Linked DNA regions of Homo sapiens: region 1 is linked to region 2. A link is an interaction called in ENCODE POLR2A ChIA-PET data of the cell type or tissue named here. Cell type or tissue: PC-9. All regions are shown on one strand. Links, peaks and the distances in the headings refer to the core of each region. The heading gives the core; the rest is flanking DNA. Region 1 overlaps RPS19 (ribosomal protein S19). Region 2 has its middle 17 kb from the start of CEACAM3.

Evidence for each region. Peaks named below come from ENCODE experiments on the same cell type or tissue, not always from the same donor. Only the 100,000 strongest peaks of a DNase experiment are listed, where the experiment ranks them.
Region 1: POLR2A ChIA-PET joins it to region 2 with 7 read pairs; 3 of 35 experiments call an interaction of 5 or more read pairs at or near these places.

The regions. Positions count from the first base shown.
Region 1 is chr19:41,862,104-41,867,475 of GRCh38, forward strand. The region is part of intron 3 of RPS19 (ribosomal protein S19); the gene reads left to right. Among named protein-coding and RNA genes, the nearest start is that of RPS19, 4.5 kb to the left of the region's middle. RefSeq lists a silencer at 4,340-4,399. In PC-9, for the core only: no CTCF peak of the experiment used is centred there; no DNase peak of the experiment used is centred there; H3K4me3 peaks cover 19 bases; H3K27ac peaks cover 2,787 bases.
Region 2 is chr19:41,776,731-41,782,102 of GRCh38, forward strand. No RefSeq gene overlaps it. Among named protein-coding and RNA genes, the nearest start is that of CEACAM3, 17 kb to the right of the region's middle. RefSeq lists an enhancer at 2,019-2,520. In PC-9, for the core only: no CTCF peak of the experiment used is centred there; DNase peaks (open chromatin) are centred at 2,711 and 3,131; H3K4me3 peaks cover 1,171 bases; H3K27ac peaks cover 4,911 bases.

The DNA of each region.
Region 1 (5,372 bases), core at 279-5,278, 85 kb after region 2:
ACAACTTGTCTCCAGATAAGAAGTAGGTGGGAAGCAGGGTTTGGAAATCGGCAAAACTCCTCCATGACCCGGAAAAGAGTTGGCCTTGGTACAGGTTGCTTGGCCCTTCAGAATATGAAGCATTTTGTAGATTTGTGGTACACTTGTGCCTCAAATGTCTATTGGGGCCCACTCTTTCAGGCCATGGAGTGAGCACAGAGGACCAGCATAACTCAGCCGCGGCCTCTGAGGACTGAAAGATGAACTTGCTGAGGTGGGTCGGGTTGCTGGCATACCACCTACCCACCGTTTGTTTTAGACAGAAAATGGGGCGGATGAAGAGAAGCTGACTTCCCTGGGCGCACAGCAGTGACAAGCCCTGGAAGTTACATATCTCCTCCACCTGTCCCCCCATCTTGCTTTGGCAGTGCCTCAAGGGTCAGTTGGTCAGAGCAGCTTTGGATCTGGGATTAGCCTTTCTCATTTGCTGGGGTGAAGACACGTTCTGCACATACCAAATACCTCCAAAGTAGGACTGTATGTGTCTTGTACATTTTTTTTTTTTTTTTTAACATGGGGAGGGATTAACAAGAGATGGCATTAAGACCTTGGATAATAAACCTAGTTGCATCTGCTGGTCATGGTAGAGCTGCTGTGGTCCCTTGCAGCCCACAGTGGCCCTGCCTGGAAACCTCAAGCAGGATGTGCATCTTCTGCCTGCCTACTGATCTCCATCACTTGGAGTACCCCAAAGGCCTCTTTTTCACCTCACTTGCCCAGCTGTCCTAGCGGCATAGGATGGTTGTGTGGTAGACCAGAGGCCTGTTGTGTATATTTTTGTTGGGTTATAGCCACCCCTGTGTATCTACATGCACAAGGGCAGAGTTGTAGTTGTGGCAGAAGCTGTAGCCTACAAAGCCTGAAATATTTCCTACCTGACCCTTTATTATTTATTTTCAGGGACAGGGTCTAGGCCTGTCACCCAGGTTGGAGTGCAGTGGCACAATTATAGCTCACTGCAGCTTCTTGGGCTCAAGTGATCCTCCTGCCCCACCCTCCTAAGTAGCTGGGACTACAGGTGCCTATCAGTCACCATGCCTAGCTAATTTTTTTTATTTGTAGAGATGGAGTCTCACTATGTTGAACTCCCAAGCTCAAGCGGTCCTCCCGCCTCAGCCTTCCAAAGCACTGGGATTACAGGCAAAGTTGACCAGCCTCTATTCTAGAGTTTAACATGTTCCACCCAGTTTGGCAGTCAGCTTATACTGATCATGGGAGTGATCTTGTTTTACCAAAGAGGAAGCTGTGGTGCAGACGGGCGAAGGGACTTGCTGCAAGTTACCCTGGGAGGGCTTGGCAGGGTGGCTCTGTCCAAAACTAGGTTCCCTGCTATATTCCCTTTTTTCTACTCATAAGAGTCTGGCCTATTTTGCCTCCTCAGATTTGAGGCTAAAGTGTGCTAAAGCAGCGCCCTTGCTGAGCAGGGCCAAATTGTGGAGACCTATAGGAATGAGTGTGAGGTAGACAGGTCTTAATCCTGGGGTTTGGGGGTAAAGAGGCCCATGGTAGAAGATGGGGCCCTCTTGAGGGTGGTCTGGAAATGGAGCAGAGCTGTAGGAGTAAGCAGTCCCAAGGCAGTGGTGTAGGAGGCAGGGCAAGGTAGAGGAAGAACCCGCAAAGACTTGCTCTCACTGGACGTTCAAGGGATGGCCGCCATGGGTCTTTATGAAGGGGGTGGTGCAGTGTAGCCCCGGACAGGCTTTTTTTTTTTTTTTTTTTTTTAAACAGAGTTGCACTGTCACCAGGCTGGAGTACACTGGTGCCGTCTCGGCTAACTGCAACCTCTGCCTGCCGGGTTCAAGCAATTCTCCTACCTCAGCCTCCCAAGTACCTGGGACTACAGGTGCCCGCCACCACGCCCAGCTAATTTTTCTATTTTTAGTAGAGACGGGTTTTCACCATGTTGGCTGGGATGCTCTCGATCTCTTGACCTCGTGATCCGCCCGCCTCGGCCTCCCAAAGTGCTGGGATTACAGGCATGAGCTCCCGCACCCAGCTGGACAAGCCTCTTGCTGTCTTAATTCTTTAAAGGACCTGCTGAAGATGGAGATGTGGGAGTCCAGTTTGGTGTCCTGGTGTGCGTCTGAGAGCAGCTGCTGAATTGGGATGTCTGGAAACACTTCTTGTAGGTTGGAGGCTGCTCCATCTCTGGCTCCTGCATGGGGCTGGGCACCCACTTGTGCTATGATAGTAGAAAGAATGAGATCTGGGAGGCATCACAGAAGTGAGTTAAGGGATGAATCAAGGTCAGGAGAGTGGTTTCTTACAAGTTCGGCAGAGAAGGGTCAGCTAGAGTGTGCTGGGGAAGTTCTTCCCTGCCTTTGACTCAGTAGGTCAGGATGGGACCACCGGTCTGGACTTTGCTGAGCTGTGATGACTCCTAAGGAGCCGTGCTTGGTTGGTCTGCCCCGTGCTCAGATCCAGAGGGACCCTCCCTCTCGGTCTAGCAGGAACACAGCTGCCCTCCCTTGACCATGAACTCACAGTAGAGTGGAGAGGGGTGGCCTCCTTTACAGTTCCAGGTAGGGGGTGATTCCTGGACAGGGGTTCCTGAGAGGAGTGGGTTGCCATCCCAAGAATGCACACAGCAGAGGAGCAGAAGGCCTCTAGCATGGAGGAACTGGAGGAGAACCCATTTGTGACAGCAACTTGCTCGCAATTGGCCCTCATGAGTACCAGCTACGGCGGTCTGCATTTGTGCAGCTCCACATCAAAAGCTGGGGCTGGAACCTTGGTCTCCAGGGGGTGAGGAAAAAGGTCAGTGTTTTAATAGAACGCGGTATTTCAACTCTTAGCATTTTCCAATTTGTGAAGTTAATAACCCTTCCTCTCCCTTCTAGTGGGTCAGAAAAAAATAATTAGCATGAACTGGGATAGCAAGGGAGGAGCTTGTAATATCTGACCAAGGTTCTCCATGCCAAAAGGTTTTTATACAGCCTTAAGAAAAATTTAAGCCTCCATTGAAGAACCTAATAGGCCTTTGGGAGGCCAAGGCAGGCGGATCACCTGAGGTCAAGAGTTTGAGACCATCCTGACCAATGTGGTGAAACCCCGTCTCTACTAAAAATAAAAATTAGCCAGGCGTGGTAGCAGGCGCCTGTAGTCCCAGCTACTGGGGAGGCTGAGACAGAAGAATTGCTTGAACCCCGGAGGCAGAGGTTGCAGTGAGTCTGAGATCACGCCACTGCACTCCAGCCTGGGCAACAGAGTGAGACTGTCTCAAAAAAAAAAAAAAAGCACCTAATAGGCCTTATGGGAGCTTGTTCTCTACCAGTCACTGTGCTCAAGGTTTAAGTAAAGTGTCTCCTTTAGTACCGCAGCACAAACCACCTGGAGGATAGGTGGGTCCTGTGTCCCTCCTGAGGAGGAACGGTGTCAGGATTCAAGCTCCTGTCTGACTGCTCTGGGCGCTAGTCCCAACCCAACAAGACTGAGGTTGAGTGTCCCATTTCTGGTGTACAGCCGCTTTGGGCATCTCTGCGCTTAGGAGTGTGTGCCTTATTCTTAAAAAGCAAGATAACAGAGGCCCGGCGCGGTGGCTCACACCTGTAATCCCAGCACTTTCGGAGGCCGAGGCGGGCGGATCATGAGGTCAAGAGATCGAGACCATCCTGGCTAACATGGTGAAACCCCATGTCTACTAAAAATACGAAAAAATTAGCCGGGCGTGGTGGCGGGCGCCTGTAGTCCCAGTTACTGTAGAGGCTGAGGCAGGAGAATAGCATGAACCCGGGAGGCGGAGCTTGCAGTGAGCTGAGATCACGCCACTGCACTCCAGCCTGGGCGACAGAGTGAGACTCCGTCTTTAAAAAAAAAAAAAAAAAAAAAAGGCCGGGCGCGGTGGCTCATGCCTGTAATCCCAGCACTTTGGGAGGCCGAGGCGGGCGGATCAGGAGGTCAGGAGTTTGAGACCAGCCTGGCCAGCATGGTGAAACCCCATCTCTACTAAAAATACAAAACATTAGCCAGGTGTGGTGGCGTGTGCCTGTAGTCCCAGCTACTCGGGAGGCTGAGACAGGAGAATTGCTTGAACCTGGGAGGCGGAGCTAGCAGTGAGCCCAGATGGCACCACTGCACTCCAACCTAGGCAACAGAGAAAGACTCCGTCTCAAAAAAAAAATAAAGCAGGATAACAGGAAAAGCTATTCTGCGTTCCCCAGTCCTGGGTACTGTAGTTCAAATGGGAGAGCAGGTCTCCACCCAGAGCCCCAGGGCACAACCAGCTACAGGGCCCAGAGGGATGGCAGCAGCTGCTGGGTATTTGAGCTGGTCTGAAAGGGTGGAGGTTTCCAGTGATGTCACTCTCTGGCAGGATTGTGGGGGGTGGCTTACGCCAGGTGAGTCTGTCTATTGGTCCTGGTTATGGGCACTTATTACCAGGCAGTGGCGTAGGGGGTAGGGCCTGGAGTGAGGTGGGGATTTTAAAGTGAGCAGATGCCAGAGGTAGTGAGCCAACAGCAGGGCTGTGCTCTTGGCCCCCAGCAGAGCATGGTTGTATAGTATCAGCTGAGGATTGGTTCCAGGATGAACCCCAATACCCAAGTCCACAGATGCTCACCCTTACTATAAAATGGTGTAATATCGGGGCCAGGGGCCGGGTGCGGTGGCTCAACCCTGTAATCCCAGCACTTTGGGAGGCCAAGGCAGGTGGATTACGAGGTCAGGAGATTGAGACCATCCTCGCTAACACGGTGAAACCCCGTCTCTACTAAAAATACAAAAAAATTAGCCAGGCGTGGTGGCGGGCCCCTGTAGTCCCAGCTACTCTGGAGGCTGAGGCAGGAGAATGGAGTGAACCCGGAAGGCAGAGCTTGCAGTGAACCGAGATTGCGCCACTGCACTCCAGCCTGGGCGACAGAGCGAGAGACTCCATCTCAGAAAAAAAAAATATCGGGGCCAGCACAGTGGCACACACCTGTAATCCCAGCACTTTGGGAGGCCAAGATGGGTGGTTCACTTCACTCCAGGAGTTCAGCCAGAGCAACATGGCAAAACCGGGTCTCTTCAGAAATTATCTGGGCGTGGTGGCTTGCACCTGTAGTCCCAACTATTCAGGAGGTCAAAGCTGCAGTGAGCTGTTACCACTGCACTCCAGCCTGGGTGACAGAATGATGCCCTGTCTCCAAAAAAAAAAAAAAGTATAATATTTGCATATATCCTATGTAGATGTTTTACTTTTGAGACAGAGTCTCACTCTGTCACCCAGTCTGGAGTGCAGTGGCATGATCTTGGCTAACTGCAACCTCTGCCTCCCAGGTTCAAGTGATTCTCCTGCCCTGCCTCAGCCTCCCAGGTAGCTGGGGTTACAGCGGGTGTGCCACCACACCTGGCTA
Region 2 (5,372 bases), core at 244-5,243:
TTTCCAGAGGAAATGGTGATTTTTATTGTCTGCTTGACCAGATTGCACAGAGAAAGAGAAGCCAGGAGCCTCACTGGAAATAAATTCTTACCCTTTTGCTAGCTGATCATCTTCCTGGATTCCGTCATGGCCAAAAACAGGTTATGGTTGTACATCAGGTTTTAGTAGCAAGACAGGTTATGGGAGGGAGAAAGGAGGAGGCTCGGCTAACAAAGATGGTCTTGTTATGTAGATGAAACTTCACAGGTAGCAGCTCCCAGAGAGAGTAGATGGTAAATATTTATTTCAGATCTTTAAGGTATCAAGCTCAGTTCATTTTTCCTGGATCCAGACAAGAGAAAGTCTGCCTGTATTAATAGGGATTCTCTACAGATGCCAATTTTCTCATGAAAGACAGCTTTGCAGGGCCACTTCTGCTTGCTGGCCCTCCAACAGACATCTCAAAATAGGTCAGAAAATACATTTTGGGTTAAACATCTTATTTCCTTCAACTGACACATGTTTCTAGAGGTTTAACTTGGTGTCCTGCAGTTGCGGGTGTTTTCGCCAATTTTGAGGACGGTTCACCATAATGTAGAGCTCCTGCTGGATTTGACCAAGTTGGAAGGTGTTTTGGACACTACGCGGGGTCAAGAGTTGGTCAAATCCAAAGGAAGAATGACAAAAATCAAAAACACAACAAGTGATTGCACAAATTACGTACTGTTGAACACTCTAAGCATAAAGAGAGGTTAGAGCCGGCCGGGCGCAGTGGCTCACACCTGTAATCCCAGCACTTTGGGAGGCCGAGGCTGGCGGATCACGAGGTCAGGAGATCGAGACCATTCTGGCTAACACGGTGAAACTCCGCCTCTACTAAAAACACAAAAAATTAGCCAGGCGTGGTGGTGGGAGCCTGTAGTCCCAGCTACCCGGGAGGCTGAGGCAGGAGAATGGCGTGAGCCCGGGAGGCAGAGGTTGCAGTGAGCCGAGATCGCGCCACTGCACTCCAACCTGGGCCACAGAGTGAGACTCCATCTCAAAAAAAAAAAAAAAAAATAGAGAGGTTAGAGCCAACTAGCAATAAACCTTAATCTGCAGCTATCAAATTCTAAAACAAAATCCCAACCCAGCTCCTTACCTGGGAGGGGACCAAGCTGAAGGCTGCTCTCCATTGGCACAGGAGAAGAAAACTCACCTTCCTTATAGGAAGTGAGCAAAACTCCAAGAGTAAAGGAATTTTATGGCAAAACAAAACTCAGATCTCAAACAATCAACTGGGGAGAGCAGTGACCTCAAGAAGGAATAGCATCTGATCCTCAGAAAGTCACAAAATCAGTCAAAGCTAAAGCTTGATAGTTGGTACCAAGCGTAAACAGGAGAATCGCTGCAGGCCTAAAGAGCTAAGCTCCACTCAGAGGGTTCCTTCATGGTCACCAAAATGTTAACCAAAATGAGTGACTGGGGCAAGTGACTGAGTCCATTGAGGTTTATTAAACCAAAGCTTGAGGGCACGCCCTGGAAAAACATAAGTCATAGAAATGCTCCATAGCGTTTCTCATCTTTGAAGAGGTTTTCAGGAGGCCTGATACTTATACATCTGCTTAAAGTGGAGAAGGGAGATAGGAAGAGACAAGTAGAGGGAAGAATAATTGGTCTCATCTAGTCTTTCTTCTGTACTTGGAAATACAAGCATTATCATTGTGACATCTAACAGGCTTTAGTTTTAGAAGCTAGATTTAGCTTATACACCTATTGTTACAATTGCTTTGTCCTTGTTTTTTTTTGAGACAGAGTCTCGCTCAGTCGCCCAGGCTGGAGTGCAGTGGCACGATCTCGGCTCACTGCAAGCTCCGTCTCCCAGGTTCACGCCATTCTCCTGCCTCAGCCTCCCAAGTAGCTGGGACTACAGACGCCCGCGACTACACCCGGCTAATTTTTTTAGTAGAGACGGGGTTTCACCATGTTAGCCAGGATGGTCTCGATCTTCTGACCTCGTGATCCGCCCGTCTCGGCCTCCCAAAGTGCTAGGATTACAGGTGTGAGCCACCACGCCCGGCCGCTTTGTCCTTGTTTTATGGGAGGATATACATCTTGAAAAGTTCCAAGGCCAGTAAAGAATAATTTGTGAGGACAGTCACCCAGAGATGTCCGAGGTCTTTTTGCCTTCCTGTGGGGGTCTGGCTAATGTACAATGCTTTGACACAGGTTGTATAATAACAGTTGTTCATCTGGGGAAAAGATGGTGGAGTCACATGACTCAGCCTCCAGACTGAACTATCACTTTGGTGTAATGAGTTTGACAGTCCTGAGATTTTTACTTTCCTTTACATAATTTTAAGAGTCAAGGGGCTGGGTGCGGTGGCTCATGCCTGTAATCCAGGCACTTTGAGAGGCCAAGGCGGGTGGATCACGAGGTCAGGAGATCGAGACCATCCTGGCTAACACGAAGAAACCCCGTCTCTACTAAAAATACGAAAAATTAGCCAGGCGTGGTGGCGGGCACCTGTAGTCCCAGATACTCGACAGGCTGAGGCAGGAGAATGGCGTGAACCCCGGAGGCGGAGCTAGCATGAGCCGAGATCACGCCACTGCACTCCAGTCTGGGCGACAAAGCAAGACTCCATCTCAAAAAAAAAAAAAAAAAAAAAAAAAAGAGCCATACTTCCTCGATGCTGTTCCACTGAGGTCAAAGGGATGGGTGTGGAAGGCATCACAGCTTTTTCCTATTTAGAAACCCATTGACCCTTCCTTCTCCCCCTATTGGGTTACATTCCTCTGTCCATAGATCACATATTTACTGAGTTGTTTTCCAGGGGAAAAAAAAATCTCAGTTGAACTCCTTAAAGCCCCAAGCATTCAATTCAGTTCAAGAGTGTCTCTCATTTTAATGATGACCAGGCATAAATATTTTTTAAAGGCTCTCCAGAAAATTTTGATAAGAGCCTCTGCACAACCCACAGTAGCTTTGGGGAGCACTGAGCTACAAAAGTGATGGGGAAGGAACCTGCTATGTGCTGGGGACCTTTATATGTCCACCTTATCTAATGCCCCAAATGACGCTTTAAGTAGGCACTATTATCCCCCTATCCCAAGACATCAATTAACTTGTCCTTTATCTCAGAATTGGTCAAAGGTGGAACCAGGATTCCGACTCACATATTTCTGAATCTAAAGGTCATGTTTCACTGCAGAGCGATTGAGCCTACACGAACTCAAAGAAAGACAGGATGACTGCTTCTAACAGAAATAACCATACAGTCTTCAATGAAGAGTCAGGGTCTGAAATGAGCCTTAGGACAAAGAACAGCTCAGGAGGCTGAGAAGACAGTCAAAGGTATTGTGGAAAGGAGTGAAAGAATTAGAATAAGTTCAGACATGAAAACATAAAATGGGGATCAAGTCTTTCTACACAAACCAAGGGAGTAGACTGGGGCTGTGTTATGGGGCCTTTGAATGGCAGCCTAAGGAATTGAAACTTCATTCTATGGATGATAGGAGTCACTGGAAAGCTTTGAGAAGCTCAGTAACATGACAAACAGCATTTCCAGGAAGATTACTCTGACAGTGTAACCAAAAACCAGTGTAACGAAAACCAGGTTAGTCGCATGCTGCATGTAGAGTCCCATCAACATGAGTGAGGTCCGATACAAAAAAAAAAGTGAATTTATTCTAAAGCTAGCTTGGAGGAAGGGGCACAAAGCATTCTGCCTTTAAATGTGCTGCTCCACCTTTGGAGCAGAAAGCAGGCATTTTTTTAGAAGGTAAAAGAGAAAATGAGCAAGAACAAGCGTCCCCCTGCTACTGGGCAATTATCTACCGGGCAGTTGAGATGGTGCCTTCCTGGACAGAAGTAAGTTGTAAAAATGGCCACGTGGGCATGCTTCTGACATGTTCCCCTAGTGGGTGTAAGTTCTGAGGTGACCCAGGATGGAAGCTCTGAGGCAACCCTCTGGAGGTGAAAGTTCCATGGCAGGTATTCTTTGGTCCGCTAATGAACTGTCAACTCTTGAGAGATTCATCACGGAGCACACAGCTAGAGGAACTTGCCCTGTAGGGAATGTCTGGTGATGGGGGAGGTGGAAGGTTATATATGCATTTCTGAAGGGCTAAGGGTAGGAAACGGGTAGCCAGGGAAATGAGACAGGAGACAGAGGGAGGAAAAAATAATTAAACCACCTCTAGAAAAATGGGGGTACTCAGTTACCATTTTCCACTGCCAAGCTTTATTTTTATCTTTATGGGATCTGGGTGCCATATTTGTTCTGAGTACTTTTTGCTGAAAGGGCGCATAGTCAGTGAGCATTAGAATGAAACTGATCTACCTGGAGTTGGAAATATTTATGAGTACCCGGACTTATAGATTATATTGGTTGGAGCATTGTGGTCTGAGGTCTAGAAGGTCTCTGGGAAAGCGTGCCTTGTATTTTTATAAACAGGTTGTAATATCAGGAAGCTCCACACCAGAGGGATATGCCTATCCCTGCAAGCAGGGCCAATGTTATAAGCAGCTTTTGCTCCTACGATGGTTCTGACCCAAATCAGGATGCTAACCATTGGTCAGCAACAATGTGGGGTTAGGAGAAATGAAATAATTATTTCTGTTAAAACAATTAAAAAAATTAAGCTACCTCTAGAAAAATAGGGGTACTTGGTTACAATAGTGTTAGGCAAGATAACTTAGAGATGTGGTTCTGAACTCTGACAACTTAATAGAATTACCTAGAAGCTTTTCTCTTTTTCTAAACTTTTCATTTTGAAACAATTTCACACTTTCAAAAATGTTCCAAAAATAGAGTCCCCATATACTTTTCACTCAATTTTCCCAAATATTGTTTTAGATAACCACAGTGCAATCATTAAAATCAATACATAGGCCGGGCGCAGTGGCTCACGTCTGTAATCCCGGCATTTTGGGAGGCCGAAGTGGGAAGATCACCTGAGGTCGCGAGTTCGAGACCAGCCTGACCAACATGGAGAAACCACGTTTACTAAAAATACAAAATTAGCCGGGTGTGGCGGTGCATGCCTGTAATCCCAGCTACTTGGGAGGTTGAGGCAGAAGAATCACTTGAACCCAGAGGGCAGAGGTTGCAATGAGCCGAGATCATGCCATTACACTCCAGCCTGGGCAACAAGAGCAAAACTCTTGTCTCAAAAAATAAATTTAATTTAATTTAAATTTAAAAAATAAAATAAATACATTAATCACTGACATTGTACAATGAATGAATCTGCAGACCTTATTGAAATCTCCTCTATCTCCCCACTAATGTCCTCTTTCTAGACCAGGATCCAATCCAAGATCACACACTGCATCTCATTTTTTGTCCTCTCAGTCTCCTTTAAACTGGTACAGTTCCTCAGAATTTCTTTTGCCTTCATGACCTTAA